Linked DNA regions of Homo sapiens: regions 2, 3, 4, 5, 6 and 7 are each linked to region 1. Evidence: chromatin contacts called from ENCODE Hi-C or POLR2A ChIA-PET data. All regions are on one chromosome and are shown on one strand. Each heading gives the region's core, a stretch centred on a gene start or an enhancer-like site at or near the end of the contact. The rest is flanking DNA. Distances are from core to core; before and after follow the strand shown.

Evidence for each region. Hi-C counts contacts between places; a loop is a spot of excess contacts on that map. ChIA-PET counts read pairs that join two places held with the same protein, here RNA polymerase II (POLR2A). Pooled maps may share reads with other maps.
Region 2: a pooled map shows a loop between it and region 1 (9-fold over the local background). The contact joins the promoter of PTGES2-DT here to the promoter of SH3GLB2 in region 1. A Hi-C loop is called at or near these places in 1 of 168 maps with a recorded cell type or tissue (B cell), 1 of 37 single-sample maps with no recorded cell type and 7 of 50 pooled maps. POLR2A ChIA-PET finds 5 or more read pairs at or near these places in 2 of 52 experiments (GM12878 and activated CD8-positive, alpha-beta memory T cell).
Region 3: a loop to region 1 is called in a pooled map, with 15 times the contacts of the local background. The contact joins the promoter of BBLN here to the promoter of SH3GLB2 in region 1. A Hi-C loop is called at or near these places in 1 of 168 maps with a recorded cell type or tissue (CD8-positive, alpha-beta T cell), 3 of 37 single-sample maps with no recorded cell type and 10 of 50 pooled maps. POLR2A ChIA-PET finds 5 or more read pairs at or near these places in 3 of 52 experiments (activated B cell, activated naive CD4-positive, alpha-beta T cell and activated naive CD8-positive, alpha-beta T cell).
Region 4: a pooled map shows a loop between it and region 1 (15-fold over the local background). The contact joins the enhancer-like site here to the promoter of SH3GLB2 in region 1. A Hi-C loop is called at or near these places in 2 of 37 single-sample maps with no recorded cell type and 9 of 50 pooled maps. POLR2A ChIA-PET finds 5 or more read pairs at or near these places in 1 of 52 experiments (CD8-positive, alpha-beta memory T cell).
Region 5: a loop to region 1 is called in a map of CD8-positive, alpha-beta T cell, with 6 times the contacts of the local background. The contact joins the enhancer-like site here to the promoter of SH3GLB2 in region 1. A Hi-C loop is called at or near these places in 1 of 168 maps with a recorded cell type or tissue (CD8-positive, alpha-beta T cell), 3 of 37 single-sample maps with no recorded cell type and 11 of 50 pooled maps. POLR2A ChIA-PET finds 5 or more read pairs at or near these places in 1 of 52 experiments (activated CD4-positive, alpha-beta T cell).
Region 6: a loop to region 1 is called in a map of CD4-positive, alpha-beta T cell, with 4 times the contacts of the local background. The contact joins the promoter of SWI5 here to the promoter of SH3GLB2 in region 1. A Hi-C loop is called at or near these places in 3 of 168 maps with a recorded cell type or tissue (CD4-positive, alpha-beta T cell, CD8-positive, alpha-beta T cell and naive thymus-derived CD4-positive, alpha-beta T cell), 6 of 37 single-sample maps with no recorded cell type and 14 of 50 pooled maps. POLR2A ChIA-PET finds 5 or more read pairs at or near these places in 1 of 52 experiments (activated T-cell).
Region 7: a loop to region 1 is called in a map of naive thymus-derived CD4-positive, alpha-beta T cell, with 15 times the contacts of the local background. The contact joins the promoter of TRUB2 here to the promoter of SH3GLB2 in region 1. A Hi-C loop is called at or near these places in 2 of 168 maps with a recorded cell type or tissue (CD8-positive, alpha-beta T cell and naive thymus-derived CD4-positive, alpha-beta T cell), 1 of 37 single-sample maps with no recorded cell type and 13 of 50 pooled maps. POLR2A ChIA-PET finds 5 or more read pairs at or near these places in 2 of 52 experiments (GM12878 and activated T-cell).

What each region holds. Positions count from the first base shown.
Region 1 is chr9:129,026,892-129,029,887 of GRCh38, forward strand. It overlaps SH3GLB2 (SH3 domain containing GRB2 like, endophilin B2), which reads right to left and starts at 1,440. Exons shown (of 11, transcript NM_020145.4): 1 at 1,201-1,440. The coding sequence starts at 1,263. RefSeq lists enhancers at 1-428, 429-992, 1,677-2,416, 2,417-2,996 and silencers at 823-1,332, 1,373-1,802.
Region 2 is chr9:128,127,279-128,130,274 of GRCh38, forward strand. It overlaps PTGES2-DT (PTGES2 divergent transcript), which reads left to right and starts at 1,251. Exons shown (of 1, transcript NR_024425.1): 1 at 1,251-2,996. PTGES2 (prostaglandin E synthase 2) reads right to left here and starts at 451. Exons shown (of 7, transcript NM_025072.7): 1 at 161-451. The coding sequence starts at 439. RefSeq lists enhancers at 1-51, 692-811 and silencers at 192-481, 1,122-1,321, 1,352-1,461.
Region 3 is chr9:128,158,854-128,161,849 of GRCh38, forward strand. BBLN (bublin coiled coil protein) reads left to right here and starts at 1,412. Exons shown (of 2, transcript NM_024112.4): 1 at 1,412-1,633. The coding sequence starts at 1,555. RefSeq lists enhancers at 313-1,266, 1,267-2,220 and silencers at 1,152-1,361, 1,572-1,661.
Region 4 is chr9:128,217,254-128,220,249 of GRCh38, forward strand. DNM1 (dynamin 1) reads left to right here. Exons shown (of 22, transcript NM_004408.4): 2 at 978-1,051; 3 at 1,329-1,478; 4 at 1,796-1,999; 5 at 2,735-2,833; 6 at 2,928-2,996. Among named protein-coding and RNA genes, the nearest start is that of DNM1, 15 kb to the left of the region's middle. RefSeq lists enhancers at 571-1,527, 1,497-1,791, 1,528-2,483. Within about 2 kb of position 1,603, at least 5 of the 41 ENCODE cell types and tissues checked have a DNase peak (open chromatin) inside an H3K27ac peak, as active enhancers do.
Region 5 is chr9:128,248,837-128,251,832 of GRCh38, forward strand. DNM1 (dynamin 1) reads left to right here. Exons shown (of 22, transcript NM_004408.4): 20 at 1,279-1,520; 21 at 1,889-2,104. Among named protein-coding and RNA genes, the nearest start is that of MIR3154, 5.3 kb to the left of the region's middle. RefSeq lists an enhancer at 1,151-1,290 and silencers at 1,461-1,960, 1,971-2,060. Within about 2 kb of position 1,380, at least 9 of the 41 ENCODE cell types and tissues checked have a DNase peak (open chromatin) inside an H3K27ac peak, as active enhancers do; they include CD8-positive, alpha-beta T cell, where a contact is called at or near this core.
Region 6 is chr9:128,274,753-128,277,748 of GRCh38, forward strand. SWI5 (SWI5 homologous recombination repair protein) reads left to right here and starts at 1,524. Exons shown (of 5, transcript NM_001318089.2): 1 at 1,524-1,650; 2 at 1,955-2,003. The coding sequence starts at 1,589. It overlaps GOLGA2 (golgin A2), which reads right to left and starts at 1,255. Exons shown (of 27, transcript NM_001366244.2): 1 at 1,141-1,255. The coding sequence starts at 1,224. RefSeq lists enhancers at 719-768, 1,629-1,758 and a silencer at 919-1,028.
Region 7 is chr9:128,320,998-128,323,993 of GRCh38, forward strand. It overlaps TRUB2 (TruB pseudouridine synthase family member 2), which reads right to left and starts at 1,450. Exons shown (of 8, transcript NM_015679.3): 1 at 1,303-1,450; 2 at 602-733. The coding sequence starts at 1,411. COQ4 (coenzyme Q4) reads left to right here and starts at 1,842. Exons shown (of 7, transcript NM_016035.5): 1 at 1,842-1,931; 2 at 2,019-2,150. The coding sequence starts at 1,862. RefSeq lists an enhancer at 1,150-1,689 and a silencer at 2,070-2,129.

The DNA.
Region 1 (2,996 bases), core at 190-2,689:
TGGGATGCTAATCCTCAGCGGGACACAGCACCTTCTAGTAAACATGACTACATGGGTTGCTGGCTGGGTGTGGGCTCCTGGGGAGGGGAGTGCCCGGGTTGGGGGTGGGGAGAGAACTGTACTCAACAGAAACAACAACGATGACAACGACAACGACAAAGACAAGACTACAGGACCTGCTCCCAGAACCCTGGGATGGGCCAGCCCCGGGCCTGCGGAATCCCACTGAATCCCATAACCACGGTGTTACACCAGATTTACAGAAGGGGAGGGCGGGGCTCTGAGAGAAGTGACTTGTCCAAGGTCACATGCTGCACAGGTGCAATATTAACCACTTTGACACCAATAATGAGCTTGCCTTTGGTGAGCACACATATGCAGAGTCCCACAGAATCCTCGCATCTGTCCTGGGAGGCAGGAATACTGATCCCATTTTTCAGACTGAGAAACTGAGGCCCAGTGAGATGAAGGCCCCTCCCCCAAGGTCACAGGAGGGCACATTCCCACCCACACCTGACCCTAGGTCTTCCCATGATGTTGAGTTGCCTGTTACTCTCTGCCCCTAAACGGATAGGACTTCTTCCAATCTCAGCATCGTGGGCCTGGACAGCTTCCCAGCCAGACCCCAGCCCTCTCTCCATCCCCCAGGCCCAGGGACCAAGGAAACAGACCTCCCGTGGAGCAGAAAAGAAACAACTCCTGGCTTCCGGCCTGACTATCCAAACGTGTGAAATGGCCATGAGGGACTCATGGCACCAGCCGCCCATTGCACAGGTGCGGAGACTGAGGCTCGGAGAAGGGGTTGTGGTGGACGCATGAGTCCCTGGGCCTGGGACCCAGGTCGCTAAATGCCCCGCCAGGCGCCAGTCACTGCTGGACAAGGGCAGGGAGGTAGCACCCAGCCGGTGCCTCCTCCCCTCCTCAGCCAGGCAGGCGCCAGGGGAGCAGGGTAACCCAACCAGCCCAAAGGGTGGGCACCGGTGCCTCGCCCCAGGCAGCAGGGCCAAGGCCCGGCTCGGGCCGCACGGGCTCTTTCCCTCTTCCGGTCAGCAAGGGCTCAGGGGGGCAGAGGTGTGCCGCGGCGGGGACGAGGGCAGCAGCCCGGGAGGGCTTTCCCGCGTCCCCAGGCGTCTGCCGCAGGGTGCTCCCCGCCCGCCGCACATCCGGGCCCCCGGCGCACGGCGCGACGCCAGGCCTCACCTGCACCGCCCGGGTGAAGAAGATGCCCGCGTCCGACGCCAGCTTCTTCATGTTGAAGTCCATGGCGTGCCCGCACGGCCGCCGCGCACGGCCCGAGCGCAGCCGGCAGCCCCCGGCCCAGCCGCCGCCGCCAACCGCACCCCGCCCACCTGCTGCGGGGCACCAGCCCTCCGCGCACCCGCCTGCCGGCCTGCCCGCCTGCCCGCCCGCCGCAGCCGCCGAGCCAGCCCGAGCGCGCAGGGCGGGGCGCGGAGGCCGCGGGTCGGAGCCAGAGGGGCGGGGGCGGAGCTGGCGGTGCCGGGGCGGGACGGGACGGCAGTGGGGCGGAGCTAGAGGGGCGGGGGCCGGGCTGGTTGGCGGAAGCCGGGCGGAGTCGGAGGGGGCGGGACTGGCGGGACAGGGGCGGAGCGAGAGGGCAGTGGGGCGGAGCTACATGGGTGGGGGCGAGGCCTTGGCGCGGCCAGAGCGGGGGTTGGTCTGGGGAGCAGGTTGTGCTGGGCAGGGCTCGCTGCTGGGCAGTGCTCGCTGCTGCCCCCATGCGCCTGCCGCCGCGGATTGGGCCGGCCTCTTTTTTTCCTTTTACTAAAATTATTAAAACTGGAACACATGTGCTCTTAGATGATTGCAGGTACACGCCATAATTACATATTATTTGCCATCTTACCAATGCTTTTCAAAAGTTTTAATTGATAAATATATATTTACGGCCTACAAGGTGATGAAATTGTGGAATGATGAAATCAAGTTAATTGACATATCCATCACCTCACCTACTTTTTTTGTGGTTAGAACATTTCAAATGTACTCTTTTAGCAATTTTGAAATATGCAATACTTTTTTTTTTTTTTTGTAGACAGAGTCTTGCTCTGTCGCCCAGGCTGGAGTGCAGTGGCGCGATCTCGGCTCACTGCAGCCTCCACCTGCCGGGCTCAAGCGATTCTCCTGCTTCATTCAGCCTCCCGAGTAGCTGGGACTACAGGCGCCCACCAACATGCCCCGCTAATTTTTTGTACTTTAGGAGAGACAAGGTTTTGCCATGTTGCCCAGGGTGGTCTTGAACTCCTGATCTCAGGCAATCTGCCTGCCTCAGTCTCCCAAAGTCACTAAGTGACTGAGTAGTCACCAATATGTGCAACAGATCTCTAAAATGGGCCTCTCTTGCTTTCTCCTCCCACCACCCAGGCCTGCTGCCTCTCCCCTGTTTGTGCCTCTTCATCTCCGCTCTTTATTCACACCCCCTCCCTCCCATTCCCATTTCTTCCACTCTGTTTCCCTTGGGTTTCCTCCCGTTACTCCTCCTCTCTGACCTCTCCTCCTCTCTTCTGCCCTGACCTTGGTGACTGAGCCGGAGTCAGGCTTGGGACTTGCCCTCCACCGCTGGAACAGCTGTTTGTCAGCCTGGGAGGCCCTGTGGCTTCCCCAAATTGGAGGAGGGTTGGGGTGGCGGTCACGGGAAGGGAGGGGGTTCTGGAGCTGGGGCCTGGAGCCCCCTGTGTGGTGAGAGGAGGAGATCAAAGGTTGGGTGACTGTCAGGGTGGAGAGAATGAGCTGCCCTGGGAGCACAGATGTGTGATAACCTTGAAACCAGCTCCTCACAGCCCCAGGCAAGGAGATGACCTACAGGTGCTCCTGACCCCAAATGCCTTCCCTTGGGGCTCAGATAGAGGCTTTGTACTGGTCTTCACCTCTCCTTGCTGTCTACCTCTAGGTTTCCTCTTTTTTTTTTTTTTTCTTTTTGAGATGGAGTCTCGCTCTTTCACCCAGGCTGGAATGCAGTGGCACCATCTCAGCTCACT
Region 2 (2,996 bases), core at 1-2,500, 900 kb before region 1:
CTATTTTACACAAAAGAATACAGAGGGTTCGGAGACTTCAGACCAAGTCACTCGCCCAAGGTCACAAGCAGGCAGAGGCAACTCCTGACCCTGCGGGTTCCCAGGAGTCCCGAGTTCGGCGCTGATCAGCATCCCCATCCCCGGCCGGGCCAGGCCTTACCTGCGCGGCTGAGCGCTCTGCGTGGAGGTCCTGGGCGCGCAGGTGCCACCGCGCCGTGTGGTACAGCCCCAGGGCTCCCCCCAGGGCCAGCGCCGCAGCTCCCAGCAGCCGCGGGCTCCCCTTACGAGCTGCAGCCACGGGGCTCGGGCCGCCCGCCGCCCCCGCGAAGCCAGCCCGGCTCTGCGTGGGTAGCAGCGGCTGGGGGCGGCCTCCCAGCCTCCAGGCCAAGGCGCACCCACCAGGCCACAGCGCCCGCACCACCCGCGCAGCCGGGTCCATGTTCGCTCCGCCGGCGCCGCGGGCGGGCGCGCGAAACGAAGACGCCGAGGCACGCGCGGCGTTTAAAGGGCCAGGACTCTGGCGCCCCGCGGGTTGGCCGGGGTGAGGGCGACGCTAAGGGAACCCTCAGCGCTCTCGGGACTGGGCGTGTGCCCGGCGCCCAAGTTCGAAACGCCCGCCAGAGCCGCAGAGGCCCGCTCGGGAACGTTTGCAGACCGTTCCATGCTTCCGCCTCCAAAGGCTCTTGGGTAGTGACCCGGCCGACTGCAGGGGGGCGAACGTCTCCTCGCCCCACCTTGACCGCCTAAAGGGCGGCGTGGCCGTCTGTAACACGTACTTGCCCACCTCTCTTACGGGCGCCCATTCAAAACAACTCCAGCCCTTCCTAGAGTCAGTACAGGCGCCGCGACTTCCGGCCACTGAAAGCCCCGGAAACGACCCGACCCGGCACCAGGTGTTGCGGTTCTCTCTGCCCTCCCGCCTCATTGTCCGCTTCCTACTGTGACCCGAACCATAAAATTTTCCCGAACCCGAAGGGGCCTTGGAAACCACGTGTCTCTGATTTCGCCCACGCGAAGCGGCCGGCCCGCCGACCCCGAGATTTCCAGGGAGAGGATGGCAAAGTGGGGTGCCAGGCTGCTCGGTCCTTCTGCTGGGCTCCCCCGCCCTAGCTGAAGCCCGGAGCCTCCACCGCATAGGCGTCTCCGCGGACAGCCCCGGGATGGCCCCGCCCGGCGCCCGAGAGGGGGCGGGACTCGCAGAGTGGGCGGGGAGAGGGGCGGGGCGAGGGGGGAGCTCTGAGTCCCGGCTCTGCTGCTCCGCCGCGTCCCACTCTTCTCGCTCCGCTTTCGCCCCGCATCTTCCACCTTCCTTCCAGTCCTTGCGGCGACCGAGCCCGCAGTGTCAGTCCCCAGCGGGGACCTGAGTATGCCGGTGAAGACGAGAGCGGAAGGCGAGGACGACGGCTTCGGGGAAGCGGGTGACCCGAGGAGACTGCTGGAGCGACCTTGGCGTTTCCGGGGGTGCCTTCCCGGGAAGGGGAATCGGGATGTTGGCTTCGAAGGGACCGAAGGGCCCACCTCGACCCGCCCCGAGTGGGTTTGGAGTTGTAGGTGCTGTCTCGGATGCAGGGCGAGCACCCGCGAGCGGGTAACCAGTCCCGTGAGAGCTGCAGGTCCCCAGCCCCGTTTTACAGATAGGGAAACTGAGGCAGCTGCTGGGACACTCGCCCATATGGGTTTTGCTCCACCCACTTCCTTCAGCCACTTTACAGACCAGGAGTTGAGGGACTGCTCGAGCTTAGAGTGTTTAGGGGTGGTTGAGGGTGACCCCCATGTTCTGTGCTCTACTCTATCCCTATCCAGGCCTTCTCCCAGCGCCACTCTCACGCTCCTGCTTGCTAGCTCCTGCTTGCTAGCTCCTGCTCCTCCCAGCTTCATCCTCCTCCTGTTTACATTAATTGCTCCTGATCTTCCACACTCTTGATTTTCCGGATTCTAACTCCATCAAAATGTAACTTGATGTGTTCAGGCCCCGGGGACACCTAGGCACTTGAGGGGGGCGGGTCCGTGTTTGGCCTGCTGGGCTTAGTAGGAGGGTCTGGCCCGGGGCGGGGAGCGCGATGCTCTGCTGGGTCAGCATCTCCAGCCACCTGGCTTTGCTGGTGTGGCCTCGCAGCCTTGCCAAATGTGAGCAGCTTACAGAGCAACCAGTTGCACGTGCTTAAGCTGCCGAGGTGACACAGGGCGCTGTAGGGTCCAGCCCCACAGGGTCGGTAGGTCTCTCCCTGTGTGCGGCGACGAGAGAGTGTAGAAATAAAGACACAAGACAAAGAGACGAGAAAAGGCAGCTGGGCCCGGGGGACCACTACCACCAATGCGCGGAGACCGGTAGTGGCCCCGAATGTCTGGCTGCACTGTTATTTATTGGATACAAGGCAGAAGGGGCAGGGTAAAGAATGTCAGTCACCTCCAATGATAGGTAAGGTCACGTGGGTCACGTGTCCACTGGACAGGGGGCCCTTCCCTGCCTGGCAGCGGAGGCAGAGAGGGAGAGGAGACAAAGAGAAAGACAGCTTACGCCATTATTTCTGCATATCAGGGACTATTAGTATTTTCACTAATTGACTACTGCTATCTGGAAGGCAGAGCCAGGTGTACAGGATGGAACATGAAGGCGGACTAGGAGCGTGACCACTGAAGCACAGCATCACAGGGAGACAGGCCTCCAGATAACTGCGGGCGAGCCTGACTGATGTCAGGCCCTCCACAAGAGGTGGAGGAGCAGAGTCTTCTCTAAACTCCCCCGGGGAAAGGGAGACCCCCACCCTCCCTTTCCCGGTCTGCTAAGTAGCAGGTGTTGTTCCTTGACACCTTTTGCTACTGCTGGACCATGATCCGCCTGGTAACGGGCGTCTTCCCAGATGCTGGCGTCACCGCTAGACCAAGGAGCCCTCTGGTGGCCCTGTGTGGGCATAACAGAAGGCTCGCACTCTTGTCTTCTGGTCACACCTCACTATGTCCCCTCAGCTCCTATCTCTGTATGGCCTGGTTTTTCC
Region 3 (2,996 bases), core at 162-2,661, 870 kb before region 1:
TTTTTTGAGACAGGGTCTTGCTCTGTTGCTTAGGCTGGAGTGCAAGGGCACGATCTCTGCTCACTGCAACTTCTGCCTCCCAGTTCAAGTGATTCTCCTGCCTCAGCCTCCTGAGTAGCTGGGACTACAGGCGTGTACCACCACACCTGGCTAATTAAACATTTTATTTTTAATTAATTAATTAATTTTTTTTTTTTTAAAGACAGGGTCTCACTCTGTTGCCCAGGCTGTAGTGCAGTGGTGCAGTCATAGCTCACTATAGCCTCGAACTCCTGGGCCCAAGTGATCCTCCTGCCTTAGCCTCCCAAACAGCTGCAACTAAGGTGCATGCCACCAGGTCTGGCTAATTTTTTTTGTGCTTTCTGTAGAGACGGGGGTGGGGGGGGCTGAGTGGGCGGGGGTGGGAGTAGGGTGTCTCACTATGTTTCCCAGGCTGGTCTCCAACTCCTAGGCTCAAGCAATCCTCCCACCTCGGCCTCCCGTAGCGCTGGGATTACAGGTGGGAGCCACCCCGCCTAGCTAATGTTCCTGTTTCTCTTGTCCAGAGCTGGAGTCCAGCCTGATTCCCACCCACAGGTTGTAACCAATGAGCCCTAAGAGAAGCGCTGAAGACCAGGAAGGCCCAGATCCAGGGGTAGGGGTGTTGGGTCCTCTCCACTGGGGTGCAGGCAGAGAGGCAAAGAGGAAGGAGACCCTTCGTGACTCTCAGCGAGGCTGTGAAGAAGAATATCCGGAAGCCACAAGAGGTATATCCGGAAGCCACAAGAGGTGTGGAAACCCCGTTTCCAAGGCTGGGCCCAGTAGCTCGTGCCTGTAATCCCAGCATTTTGGTAGGCTGAGGCGGGTGGATGGCTCGAGCTCAGGAGTTCGAGAGCAGCCTGGGTAACATGGCGAAACCCCTCCCCCCCCCCCCCCCCCGTCTCCAAAAAATACAATAGCCAGCGTGGTGCAGCCGTCTGTAGTCCCAGCTACTCTGGAGGCTCAGGTGGGAGGATCGCTTCAGGCTGGGAGGCAGAGATCACCCCACTGCATTCCAGCCTGGAAGACAGGGCCAGGCCCTATCTCAAAAAATAACAAGGAAACCCCGTTTTCGATTTCGCCAACGCGGAGGGGCCGAAGCAGCAGATGGGCTTGGACGGTCTCCCGCCGCTCCTCCCGGACCTCCCTACTCCTGGGCTTTTCCAGGGGCAGCCCCGTGGTGGCCCCGCCCAGCGCCCGGGAGAGGGGCGAGGCCGGGGGCGGAATGGGCGGAGTTCGACTGTGAGGGAGGTGGAGGCGGGAGTCCGGTGGTGGGGGTGGAGTCTGGAGGTAGGGCGGGGCCAGAACAGCGGCGGGGGCGGAGTTCCGGCTGGGGGCGGGGCGGGGCGGAGCGGGAGCTGCGGGATTCCGGCTTCAGGGGCGGGGCACCGGCCTCTGGGCGGAGATCTGCTGCCGCGTTCTACCCTTCCGGCCCGTGTTCTATCCGCCGCCTCCACCTTCCATCCGGCGCCGGCTTTCGGCGCGACGGTCGCCGCGTTCCATCGTCGCGCGGCCCTTCGGGCGCCCGAGCCCGCAATGTCGGGCCCCAACGGAGACCTGGGGATGCCGGTGGAGGCGGGAGCGGAAGGCGAGGAGGACGGCTTCGGGGAAGCAGGTGACCCGAGGGGGCTGCTGGAGCAACCTTGCATTTTCAGGGCTGCCCTCCCGGGAAGGGGAATCGAGATGGGGTCTCGGAAGGGAACAAAGAGCCCACCCATTCCGCCCCGAGCGGGTCCGGAGTTGTAGGTGCTGTCTCGGATGCAGGGCGAGCACCCGCGAGCCGGTTCCCAGCCCCGTGAGAGCTGCAGGTCACCAGTCCCGTTTTACAGATGGGGAAACTAAGGCAGCTTCGGGGACACTCGCCCTTGTGGGCCTTGCTCCACCACTTCCTTCAGTCCTGGGGGAGACCGAGGCACCTGAGGGAGGCAGGGTTGAGCTTAGCGGAGGGGCCGGGCCGGGACGTGGAGTTGGGGACGCGGGGGCGTCGCTCTGCCGATTCAGCATCCCCAGCCACCCGGCTTTGCTGGTGTAGCCTCACAGCCTTGCCAAATGTCAGCAGCTTACAGAGCAGCCTTTTGCGTGCTTACGAGTGCAGGGGTGGGGTGTGAAGAGAACCATCGGCTCCCTTCTCACCTTCTTCAGCCTCAGTTTCCCCCTCTATAAAATAGGAATAACGATTAGTGTCTGCTGCACTGGGATGTGTCAGAATTAAATGCAAAAAAAAGGAAAATCCTTAGCAGGTTCTAGCATGCAAGAGTTCAGTAAATGGTTATCGTCATTATTATCTTTGGTATAGTAAAGATTGGCATGTTAACATACACTGAGGATTTAGTAAATGTGGTGTAAGTATGGTGCATGCTCTTTGTTTTGTTTGGCGTAACAGCTTTATTGAGCTATACAACTTACCCATACTGTACAGTTCAGTAGGCTTTTGTGTATTCCCAGGGTTGTACATCCATCACAATAGTTTCAGGTAGCTCTGCATTGGGCAATGCTGTTGGGAGCATCAGGAAGAGCTTCCCAGGAGGTCACATTAAGTGGATGTTGGCAGACAGGACTTAGAACAGTGGGGAGGAGGGTGGTGTCCCAGGCAGAAGCAAAGGCTTGGAACTGGGAAGTACCCTTGACACAGATAAAGCCTGGCCTGGAGGGGTGTGGGGCACCTGCCTCCCCAATTCCTCCTCCTAGCCTGTATCCCAGGACACAGAGTTCGAAATATTGATAATAATGACCATCCACTAAGTACTTGCTGTGGCCAGATCCTGTCTGAGCTTTTTTTTTTTTTTTGAGTCGGAGTCTTGCTCTGTTGCCCAGGCTGGAGTACAGTGGCGTGATCTTGGCTCACTGCAACCTCCGCCTTCTGGGTTCAAGCGATTCTCATGCCTCAGCCTCCCGAGTAGCTGGGACTACAGACGCCTGCCACCACGCCTGGCTAATTTTTATACATCTTTAGTAGAGACAATGTTTCACCACGTCGG
Region 4 (2,996 bases), core at 353-2,852, 810 kb before region 1:
TGCTCTGCCAGATACTGGCTGTGCAACCTGAATGTCTCTAAGGTGCAGCTCCCTCATCTGCAAAATGGGGGTAATAACAGCACCTGCCTCATGGGGCTACAGTATGGAGCCCCACTAAGCGCCTGGCATGCAGTAGGCACTAAGAAGCATGAGTTTTTTTGTTTCTTTGTGGGTTTTTTTGAGGTGGAGTTTTGCTCTTGTCGCCTAGGCTGGAGTGCAATGGCGCGATCTTGGCTCACCGTAACCTCCGCCTCCCGGGTTCAAACAATTCTCCTGCCTCAGCCTCCCAAATAGCTGAGATTACAGGTGCCTGACACCCCGCCGGCTAATTTTTTTGTATTTTTAGTAGAGACAGGGTTTCACCATGTTGGCCAGGCTGGTCTCAAACTCCTGACCTCAGGTGATCCGCCCGCCTCAGCCTCCAAAGTGCTGGGATTACAGGCGTGAGCCACCGCGCCCGGCCCATGAGTCCTTTTCCTTGCCACCTCCTTCCCCACTCTTCTTCAACCCTAGCCATATGGAGCCTGGAGAAGGGGAAGTGAGATGCTGCCCTGCCCCACAGCGGAAGGGAGGGGAGAAGTTACAGCTCTGTTTCCTGGGATCCACTCTGTGGGCATTGGACACATAGGCATGTGGGAGACCCCATGCCTCAGTTTTCTGGGGCTGAATGGCCGTGGCTGAGTTGGGGCAGGGACTTCCTATTGGTTCAAAACCAACACAGGACGTATCTAGGAGTTGATCCAGTCTCTTGGCAGCTCAGATGCATAAATTCTGTGACCCAGGCGACTTGAGGAAAAGTATTTTCCACCTTTCTGGGCTGCCATATGCTCTTAGTTACCTGAAGCCCCTGGGCTAAGGAGCGGTGGAGCCAGCACTTTGGAAGGAGCTTTGGCTTTCCCAGGGGCCGGACAGGTACCCCTGGGACAGAGGGCGCCCCCTCATATCTTGACCCTCCTTTGACCTCCAACTCATTGCAGGGACTTCTTGCCTCGAGGATCTGGCATTGTCACCCGACGTCCCCTGGTCTTGCAGCTGGTCAATGCAACCACAGGTACGTGCCCTCCTTCACCAGCAGCCAGGCCTGCCCACTCCAGCCTCTCCCCCGTCCCCAAGCTGAGGGCCAGCCTGGCCACGAACTTGCTTGCTGTGTGACTGTGGGCCTCGTTCCCCTTAGGGATAGCGGGGATCAAAATACATAATGGAGACGTGGGTGGTGGTTCTGCTTGGGTGTGTCTAGGGGGTTCTATTACCGGTGGGAGATGAAAACCCCCAGGTGGGGTTCCAGACCTTGATGCCTACTGCCCTTCCCCTGCCCGCTTCTGGAGCAGAATATGCCGAGTTCCTGCACTGCAAGGGAAAGAAATTCACCGACTTCGAGGAGGTGCGCCTTGAGATCGAGGCCGAGACCGACAGGGTCACCGGCACCAACAAGGGCATCTCGCCGGTGCCTATCAACCTCCGCGTCTACTCGCCGCACGGTGAGGACCCTGGCCCCGCCCTAACCTCTAAGAATCATTTTCTTGGCCACGCACCTCTGCGTGCCTCGCTCCTCCTGCAGACTCCGCCCCTAGAATGACCCTGCCTCTGCATCATCCTATTCCAAGCTCCACCCTGCCGTGATTCCGCCCACTTCCGGCCACGCCTCCAACAGACTGCCACTTTCGCCCTGAGATTTCCTAGTCCCACCCACCTGCCACCCTGCTCCCAAGCAGCTTCTCTAACCCCGCCCTATTCTTTAACCTCGCCCGCGGCCACGCCCCTCGCCTTGAGCCCGCCCTCTCGCCGCCCTGTCCAGTGCTGAACCTGACCCTGGTGGACCTGCCCGGAATGACCAAGGTCCCGGTGGGGGACCAACCTCCCGACATCGAGTTCCAGATCCGAGACATGCTTATGCAGTTTGTCACCAAGGAGAACTGCCTCATCCTGGCCGTGTCCCCCGCCAACTCTGACCTGGCCAATTCTGACGCCCTCAAGGTCGCCAAGGAGGTGGACCCCCAGGGTAGGTTCCCACCCGGTGGCCAATGCACAAAACCCCAGGCTTGCAGGCTGTCTATTCTTAGTGTAAAGGGGAGCCTCTGAACGGTCTAAGAATAGCGGTGGGATCAGATTTGTACCTTTAAAAATCACTTTGGGGGTCAGGCATGGTAGCTCATGCCTGTAATCCCAGCACTTTGGGAGGCCAAGCCGGGAGGATTGCTTGAGCCCAGGAGTTCGAGACAAGGCTGGGCAACCTAGTGAGACCCCATTTCTACAAAAAATTTAAAAATTAGCCGGGCACCGTGGTGCACGCTTGTGGTCCCAGCTACTCGTGAGGCTGAGGCCAGAGAATCACTTGAGCCCAGGAGGTTGAGGCTGCAGTGAGCCCTACTCGCACCACTGCAGTCCAGCATGGGCAAGAGTGAGACCCTGTCTCAAAAAAGAAAAAAAGGCTGGGTGCAGTGGCTCATGCCTGTAATCCCAGCACTTTGGGAGGCCAACTTGGGAGGATCGCTTGAAGCCAGGAGTTGGAAACCAGCCTGGCAACAAAGCGAGATCCCATCTCTAACAAATAAAAAAACAAGAAGAATAAATAAAAATCATTTTGGCTACTCTGTGGAAAATGAATAAGGGGGAAAGAGAGGAGGCAGTGAGCAGGCAGGGGGCCGAGGAGAGCAGGGGGATGGGAGTGGGAGTGCATGGAATTGTGTGTGAGAGCGGGTGCAGCTGTAGACGGCCCTCCTGCTGGTGCACCCAGGCCAGCGCACCATCGGGGTCATCACCAAGCTGGACCTGATGGACGAGGGCACAGATGCCCGTGATGTGCTGGAGAACAAGCTGCTCCCCCTGCGCAGAGGTAAGCAGGCCATGCCCCTCAACCACTCCCCAGCCCTTCCCCACCCTTCCCCTCCTCTTGAGGCTGGTTGCCCTGACCTTGATACTGTTCACAGGCTACATTGGAGTGGTGAACCGGAGCCAGAAGGACATTGATGGCAAGAAGGACATTACCGCCGCCTTGG
Region 5 (2,996 bases), core at 130-2,629, 780 kb before region 1:
CCAGCCCTATGGGACCAGGTCCAGGGAGGGAGGCACGGTCCAGACCAGAGCTGTCCAATAGAAATATCATGAGGGGCTGGGCGCGGTGGCTCACACCTGTAATCCCAGCACTTTGGGAGGCCAAGGCAGGTGGATCACGTGAGGTCAGGAGTTTAAGACCAGCCTGGCCAACATGGTGAAACCCCATCTCTACTAAAAATAGAACAATTAGCCAGGTGTGGTAGCGTGAGCCTGTAATTGCAGCTACTCGGGAGGCTGAGGCAGGAGAATCACTTGAACCCAGGAGGCGGAGGTTGCAGTGAACCGAGATCCTGCCACTGCACTCCAGCCTGGCCGACAGAGCGAGACTCCATCTCAAAAAAAAAAAAAAAGAAGAAGAAATATAATGAGGGGCTGTGCACGGTGGCTCATGCCTGTAATCCCAGCACTTTGGGAGGACAAGGCAGGAGGATCACTTGAGCCCAGGAGTTCAAGACCAGCTTGGGCAACACAGTGAGACTTTGTCTCTACACAAAAATTTTAAAGAATAGCGGGGGTTGGCCGGGCGCGGTAGTTCATGCCTGTAATCCCAGCACTTTGGGAGGCCGAGGTGCGCAGATCACCTGAAGTTGGGATTTTGAGACCAGCCTGACCAACATGGAGAAACCCCATCTCTATTAAAAATACAAAATTAGCCGGGCGTGGTGGCACATGCCTGTAATCCCAGCTACTCAGGAGGCTGAGGCAGGAGAATTGCTTGAACCCGGGAGGCGGAGGTTGCGGTGAGCTGAGATTGTGCCATTACACTCCAGCGTGGGTAACAAGAGTGAAACTCCGTCTCAAAAAAAAAAAAAAGAATAGCTGGGGTTGGTGGTAGCACGTGCCTGTAGTCCTAGCTACTGGAGAGGCTGACATTGGAAGATAACTTTGAGCCCAGGAGGTTGAGGCTACAGTGAGTGGTAATCTCCCCACTGTACTCCAGCCTGGTGAAAGAGCGAGACCCTATCTCCAGGAAGAAGAAAAAAAAAAACAACTGAGTAGACAAGAGTTCTGGTGGCATGATAGGTCCTAAGTCCCCTCCCGGTTCTGTGACCTTGGTCAGATGACTTTTCCTGTGGACCTCAGTGTCCTCATCTGAGTGAGAAAAGCGCGGTGGGGAGGTGAATCTTCCAGTCTACGCAGTGTAGGAGCCGCGTCTGAAAAGCCACACCAGCTCACAGTCCCAGCAGGGCCCGGTGGGGCGGCCAGGGCGGCACAGGCATCAGGTCCCCACCTCCTTCCCTCTTTGCCTACTCGCAGACCAAGGAGTTCATCTTCTCGGAGCTGCTGGCCAACCTGTACTCGTGTGGGGACCAGAACACGCTGATGGAGGAGTCGGCGGAGCAGGCACAGCGGCGCGACGAGATGCTGCGCATGTACCACGCACTGAAGGAGGCGCTCAGCATCATCGGCGACATCAACACGACCACCGTCAGCACGCCCATGCCCCCGCCCGTGGACGACTCCTGGCTGCAGGTGCAGAGCGTACCGGCCGGACGCAGGTACCAGGGCCGGCCCCCACGGCCCCAAAGCCCCCCAGCCCGGGGCCCGCGGGAGGAATGCCGGGACCGGGCAGTGGCGCGCCCGCGTCACCGGGGTGGCTCCCACCTGGAGCGAGGGGCGGAGCTTAGAGAGGGCGGGGCTTGTCGCGGGGCGGGGCTTGCCGTGGAGAGCTGGCTGCAAGGCTGGGTGGAGCTGGGGCGTTGGCGCCGCTGGGGGCGGGGCTTAAGCTCCGGCGACCGCCTTAGGGGTGCGGCAGGGAGGGGCTTGCGTGCATGGGCGTGGCCAGCACTGGGCTGGGGCGGGGCCTCTGGGTGGGCGGAGCTGCTCATCTCGCCTCTCCTTGTTCCTCGCTCCCTGTCGCCCTCAGGTCGCCCACGTCCAGCCCCACGCCGCAGCGCCGAGCCCCCGCCGTGCCCCCAGCCCGGCCCGGGTCGCGGGGCCCTGCTCCTGGGCCTCCGCCTGCTGGGTCCGCCCTGGGGGGGGCGCCCCCCGTGCCCTCCAGGCCGGGGGCTTCCCCTGACCCTTTCGGCCCTCCCCCTCAGGTGCCCTCGCGCCCCAACCGCGCCCCGCCCGGGGTCCCCAGGTGAGTAGGGGCTGAATGCGGCTGGAGAGGCTGCCGGACGGGCGTGGCCGGGAGGGAAATGGGGCTGGATTCCAGAGCATCGGACCTGGCCGCCAGAACCGGCCGTTTCTATCCCAGGCAATCGGACTCTGGGTGCCGGAGCCACGCCACGTGTGGCCGAGGGCTGGCGGAGCCTGCCCCCGAGGGAGCGCTGAGTCCCGGAGGTGGTCGTTTCTGGGGAGGGGGCTGTGGGGCTCGTCCCACCTGCCCCCTTCTTTCCAGCACTTGCATGGCGCTTCCCTCTATTTTCACTCTTGGCGGCCGCCCACACGTTGCATTCCTCCTCCTTTCTTCTTCTTGCTGTCCTCCATCCTCCATTCCGTCCAATTCCTCTCCCAGCCCCTGGGGAGCCTACCTTAGGTCTGACTCTGAACCCCGATCTGCTCTGAGTGTGTGGATTTCCTTCAGCTACCCTGATGTCCCCACTTCCCAGCCCTGACTCCTTTGAGCCATCCCAGGGGGTGTCCAGCCACTGGCCCACAGGAGCAGAGGCCAGGCTGTGACTGTGTGACTAGAAAGGTGTGTGATGTGTGTGTGGGCGTGCACACGAGTGTGAGAGTGTAAGCATGGCACCCAGGCCCGGGCTAGGACAGGAGCAGCTGGGGAAGCAGCCTGGGCCGTGGGCAAACTGATGGCTTTTTTCCTCCCCCCAACCACCCCCTCCGCGACTTCTGGCCCTACCCAGTCTAAACCAATGTGGTAGGGGTGGCGGCAGGGGCAGGGATGGGAGTGCTTGAAGCCTGCTTCATTCCCAAAGATTTCTAGGGAAAAGCTTTCTACTACATCCTTTGGCTTGACCTTCTTGACCCATGACTCTCTTTCAAGGAAGTTCACTCCAATTCCCAGTCTGCCC
Region 6 (2,996 bases), core at 274-2,773, 750 kb before region 1:
TTTATGTGACTGTCATCCCTAAGTACATTAATGTTTTTTCTCTCTCAAGAGAATAAAGGGAGACTGATGCTTCAGAAAGATGCCCCGTATTTATCCTGTGGCACTCCAAGTACCCCAGGTTGAGATGATATGAGGAAGATTCAAGCTGTCAAGTTCAGTTTCCCAAGACCTGTTCCACAGAAGATAAGCAGATCTCATTCCAGAGACCACTGAAGGGCACTCTGGTCCCAGAACCATGGAGAATTCGAATATGAGGTGGAGAAGTCAGAAAAAAATGTTAAAGTCTCTCTGGAGAGTAGAAGCCTGGGGGAAAACCAAACCAATCCCGTTCTCACATTGCCACCCAGAGATACTGCCAATGTTTTCAGTTCACGGGTGAAGTGTAGGCTTTTCACACTGTCAATGTCTATGTTAAGGGTGTAAGGCAGCCTGAAACCTCTCCCTCCTAGGTCCCATAGTCCCCAATCCCCTTCCAGCTGGAAATTTATGCTGTGACCAGAGGAACCAGAAGCGGGATGAGAACACTTAGGGGACTGGGTCCTAAGATCAAAGACTGGTCTCGCGCAACTAATTACGGTTCCGAGGGGGATTGTGACGTCACTACATTCCACTCCTAGGGGGAACATCAGCGCGACGTCCAAGTCGCCGCTCCGCGATGGGGGAGGGGACCGCAGGGCCAGGACCCAGGTCCTTGGAGACCCGAGACCAAAGAACCCCGGGAGGTCCGGTTTGGGGCGGCAGGAGGTGAGGGTCGAGTCTGGAGCGGGGGGCCCCGGGAGTCACGGGCCCAAAGTCACTGGCGAGGGCAGGGGCTGAATTGCTGGGGTCCTAGGTCCTTGGAGACGCCAGCCCAAAGAGCCCAGGGAGGTCGGACTTCGGGGGGCAGGAGGTGAGGGCCGAGTCTGGAGCGGGGAGCCCCGGGAGCACCAGCCCAAAGTCACCCGGGGGCGACTGGCGAGGGCGGGGGCTGGGCGGCTGAGGGGGCGGGGCTGGCTGACAAGACTTTGGTGGAGGGAGCCCGGACGCGCCGTGGGGAGCCCAGCCCGGTGTGCCTCAGGAGTGGCAGAGACTCTGGCCATGGTCCTGCCATCGGAGTGGGGCTGGGGCTGGGTCGGGGGGCCGCGACCCGGTGCACTTTACCTTTTTCTTCGCTGCGGCCAATTTGCTCTGTCGGGTTTCTTCCGACATCGCGGGGCGGGGAGGGAGGCGGGGTTGGGGCCACATCAGCGCGATCCCGGCAACCACTGCGGAAGTCAGTCAGCCACCGCGCAGCTGTGCGACGGAGCCAGAGGAGGCGTAACCAGGGCGATACTGGAGCGCAGAATGGGGGCGTGGCCTCAAAGATCAAAGCCCATTGGTCAATGAGAAATATGAAGCGGAAGGGGGCGTGGCTATGCAGCGGCGTGGCCAGAGGGACCTGTGGCGTCACAACAAAAGCTGCGCACGCAACCGCTGTCCCCGCCCACCTCGGGAGAGGGGCGGGGCCGGCTTTCCTTGGGTGCGCGCGCAGCTTTCTGTGCGCCAGTTCACACTCCGGGTCAGAGTTCCTGGCCCGGTGCACCTGAGAGGTCGCTCTCCGACTCCCGCGCTGGACCCTCTTGCGCCATTGAACCCCCTGATCCGGGGGCCTCGGACCCCAGGGCTCAGGAGGTGGGCGAGGAACGGACTCCACAGTTTCTTTCCTGACTCCTCACAGCCCTGCCCCAGACTCTCCCTTCCCAGAAATCACCTCCAAAGACTCCCATCCAGTGCTCCAGACAACCCCCGTCTCAGAACGCCCCCTTCCTAGAGGGTCTCTACCCTGATCCTGAGAGCGTGTCTGCCCCCTTTCCAGATGGATCCAGTCCCTGGCGCTCCTACTTCCCAACTGCTCCTCCTCCCGCATCCCCACAGTACCCCGTCCTCACAGCGGGCTGTGGGTCCAATCAGACTTTCCCCTCGGATTCCTCTCTAGGACTGAACCAAGACTTACCCGAAGTTGCCGCGGGGCCTTCCGATCCCCTGTGAGTATTTCTTCCCCCACACCCCCTTTCCCATCCTCGACCTTCCCTTGTGCGCTCCCGGCCCCACTCCCCATCCCAACAGCAGCCAATCCCCGCTTGGCCCTCTTCCATATCTTCTCCCAGTCGACTGAGAACCGCCAGGTCATTCCCGAATCCCTCCCCTTCCTTTCCTCATGCCCGCCAGTCTTCAAAGAAGTGTTATCCTGTCCTGTCCTAGGCTAACTCCTCTCCCTCCCCATCCTGTCTCCTGGCTCCTCAGATGCCTTTCACTCCAGTCCAGCACCAGCCATCTCTCCTCCTCGCTCTTTTCACCCCTCACCCAGCCCTGCCTTTAAACAAACCCATAGCTCCCCAGTCAGGAAAATGCTTGGCGTTCACCCTGGCCACTCCTTTCGTTGCTAATAGTCTCTCCTCTTCGCTGGCAAGCCACCCCCAAAACGCAGCCTACTCCTTCTCTCATCCCCCAGATGGAGTTGCCACTACAACTACCACCACTCTTAAGGTAGATCGTGAGGGCCGGGTGCAGTGGCTCACACCTGTAATCCCAGCACTTTGGGAGGCTGAGGCGGGCAGATCATTTGAGGTCAGGAGTTCAAGACCAGCCTGCCCAACATGATGAAACCCTGTCTCTACTAAAAATACAAAAAAATCAGCCGAGCGTGGTGGTGCAGGCCTGTAATCCCAACTACTCAGGAGGCTGAGGCAGGAGAATTGCTTGAACCCGGAAGGTGGAGGTTGCAGTAAGCCGAGATTGCACCACTGCACTCCAGCCTGGACAACAGAGCTAGACAAGTCTCAAAAACAAAAAAGAAGTTAGATCGGGAAAGACTTGGTATTTGTTCATTGATTTAGCAACTGCTGCAATGCAGGTGTATGCCAGATAGCCCCCTGCCCTCCAGGAGCCACAGGCAAAAAAATAATTCCAGGACAAGTATGCACATGGTTCTGAGATGGGGAGCCCAGGCTTGGGCTTGCAAAGAGGGCTCTCCAGAG
Region 7 (2,996 bases), core at 200-2,699, 710 kb before region 1:
AGGATGGTCTCGATCTCTTGACCTCATGATCCACCCTCCTCGGCCTCTCAAAATGCTGGGATTACAGGCGTGAGCCACCACGCCTAGCTAGATTACTTATAATGCCTAATATAATGCCTATGCATCACCTTGAGTGGATTCAACACAGTACTAGGTGCACAGCAAATTCAAGTTTTGCTTTTTGGAACTTTGTGTTTTTCTTCCCAAATACTGCCAATCTGAAGCTGGATCATGGGATGTGGAACTCATGGACTCAGAGGCAACTGTACTTAGTGACACGTGAAAATTACCTGAAGTTCAAATATGAATATTCATAAAGTTCTATTGGAATACAGCTAGGCTCATTCCTTTAGATACTGTCTATAGCTGTTTGGCACTACATTGGCAGAGTTGAGCAGTTCCAACGGAAATCACATGGCCTGAAAACTAAAACATTCAGTATCTGGCCCTTTCCAAGGAAATCTGCCAATTCCTGGTCTAATACCTCACTCCTCTGTGGACCTTCAAGGGCCTGGCACAGGAATCTGAGCACTGGGACACTGACTCGGCTCAGGGATTTCCTGGGAAGTGACACACAGGATCCTGCTTAAATCTGCCTTACCCAGTGGATGGTTGATGAAAGAGGGTACGCTGGTGGCTGTGAGGGTCAGCTCCTTCTCTTCGCTGCCTTCCATGGGGCCCAGCAAGAAGCGAACACGCTGTTTAGGAGCGGGAGGCTTCCTGGCATTGAGACCTGAACACACAGAGATAATATATACACACATACATACAAATATATGTACATATAAAATATTTTTTAAGAGACAGGGCCTCGTTCTGTAGCCCAGGCTGAAGTGCAATGGCGCCATCATAGCTCACTGTAACGTCAAACTCTTGGGCTCAAGCGATCCTCCTGCCTCAGCCTCCAGAGTAGCTGGGATTACAGGCGTGCACCACGATGCTGACCAGGAATATCTTGTTCTGTCCAAACACTTGGGGGATTAGACAACAGGGAAGTATGATGTAGAAGACAAAGCAGAAGCCCATGGTGCAGAGGGCAGTATAGCAGTAGTTAAGAAACAGGCGGATTCAAACAGACTCTACAACGTAGTAACCGTGTGACAAGGAACAATACTGAGTCAGTTTCCCCCTCGGAAAACAGAGGAAAGTGAGGAGTAAGAAAGCACAGAGAACAGGCGTTTGGGAAAGCGCTCTGCCCAGGTGAATAGGTCACGTGATTTTGTTTTGGGGTAAGGACCAGAAGCGGAGATGGACTTCCAAGAGAACGAGAGCGGGAACGTGGGTCTGGTTCGAGGCACTCACCCTTCAGAAGTTGTAGCTCCACTGTATCCCGCAGGTGCTTCCATTTTAGCCCCGGGGGCTTATAGACCGCGAAAAGCCCATGCAGCCGCGACAAGCCAGCAGACCCCATACTTGAAGATCACAGCACCCGCTGGACCTGGACGGAAGTACCGCCAGGCCCCGCCCCCAAATGTGGTCCTTTCCACGGGCGCCGCCATGTTCCACAGCCGGAAGAGGTTCGCATTTTATAGTCTTCGGGGAAAACCGGCTGTGGAGAAGGAAATAGGGCCCGGCGCTGAGTGAGCGTGGTTGCGTGTCCTTTGCAGACACTTTCTGGGGCGAGGTGACATGGCGAGAGTCTTGGATCGGTGGACGTAGACGGTAGACAGTTCGCGTGCGTTTCCTTCGCCTACTTGGCCTACATGCCTTCTGCCCGTGAAGCGATGTTTCCCCTCGAAAGGCCGTAGGCTACGCCGTCAGAATCGGTTTTTCAGTGAGTTTTGACCCCTCCGACGCTCCGTCGCCTGACAGAATCGCGGCGTTCTTCGTACCCGCCCATCCTCCGCGGACGCCCGCTGCCATGGCGACTCTGCTGCGCCCTGTCCTCCGTCGGCTCTGCGGGCTCCCGGGCCTACAGCGGCCTGCGGCAGGCAAGTGGCGCCGGGTTCTGGGCGCAGGCGGGAAGGAGCCTGAGGGCGCCCGGCTCCTCTGACCTCGGCCTTTTTCTTGCCCCGCAGAAATGCCCCTCCGGGCTAGGAGCGACGGCGCCGGCCCGCTATACTCGCACCACCTCCCCACCTCCCCGCTGCAGAAAGGGCTGTTGGCCGCCGGCTCCGCGGCGATGGCGCTCTATAACCCCTACCGCCACGGTAAGGCCGCCCGCGCCTCGCCCCCGTGGGGGCGGCTTGGAGCCGTTTCCTGTGGGTAACTGGAACATAGCCTAGGTCGGGGTACCCAAACCTGGTTGCAGCTCGTAACCACTCGGAACGTTTATGAAAATGCAGATTCCTGGATCCCACCTAAACGCACTGAATCTGAATCTGAATCTGCAGTGGAGGGAGAAATGGGCGTGAAACCGAAAGTCTGTCTTTAAACTACTTGGGAGAATCTGTCATGCAGCCATATTGAGAACATCTAGACTAAATAGATGATTCATAAGTACCGATCAGTTTATAATATCCTACTAGAAAGTCAACTCCGAGGTCGAGGACCATGTCTGCCTCGTTCCACTGCATCTGCAGCCTTCTGGATAGTGCCTGGCACATAGTAAATGCTCAATAAATGTTTGCTGGATGTGTGACTAGAACATTCTAGGGTTCTACAGTGTTTTTCTTATGCCTCCTAGATTTTTGAGTTCTGGGAAGTACTGTTATTCCTACTAACAAAAACAGGCTAGGCGCTATTATAGTGGCTCACGCCTATAATCCCTATCGGGGGGCCGAAGCGGGCAGATGGCTTGAGCTGAGGAGTTTGAAACCAGCCTGGGCAACACGGTGAATCCCCATCTCTACAAAAAAAAATACAAGAATTAATTGGGGCTGGTTGCATGCGGCTGTATTCCCAGGCTGAGGTGGAAGGACCATTTGAGCCGGGGAGTTCGAGACTGCAGTAAGTTGTGATTGCGCCATTGCACTCCAGCCTGGGCGACAGAGCGAGACCCTGTCTTAAACAAAAAATACACTATATCTCCATGTCCCCAGTGGTTTTTTGTTTGT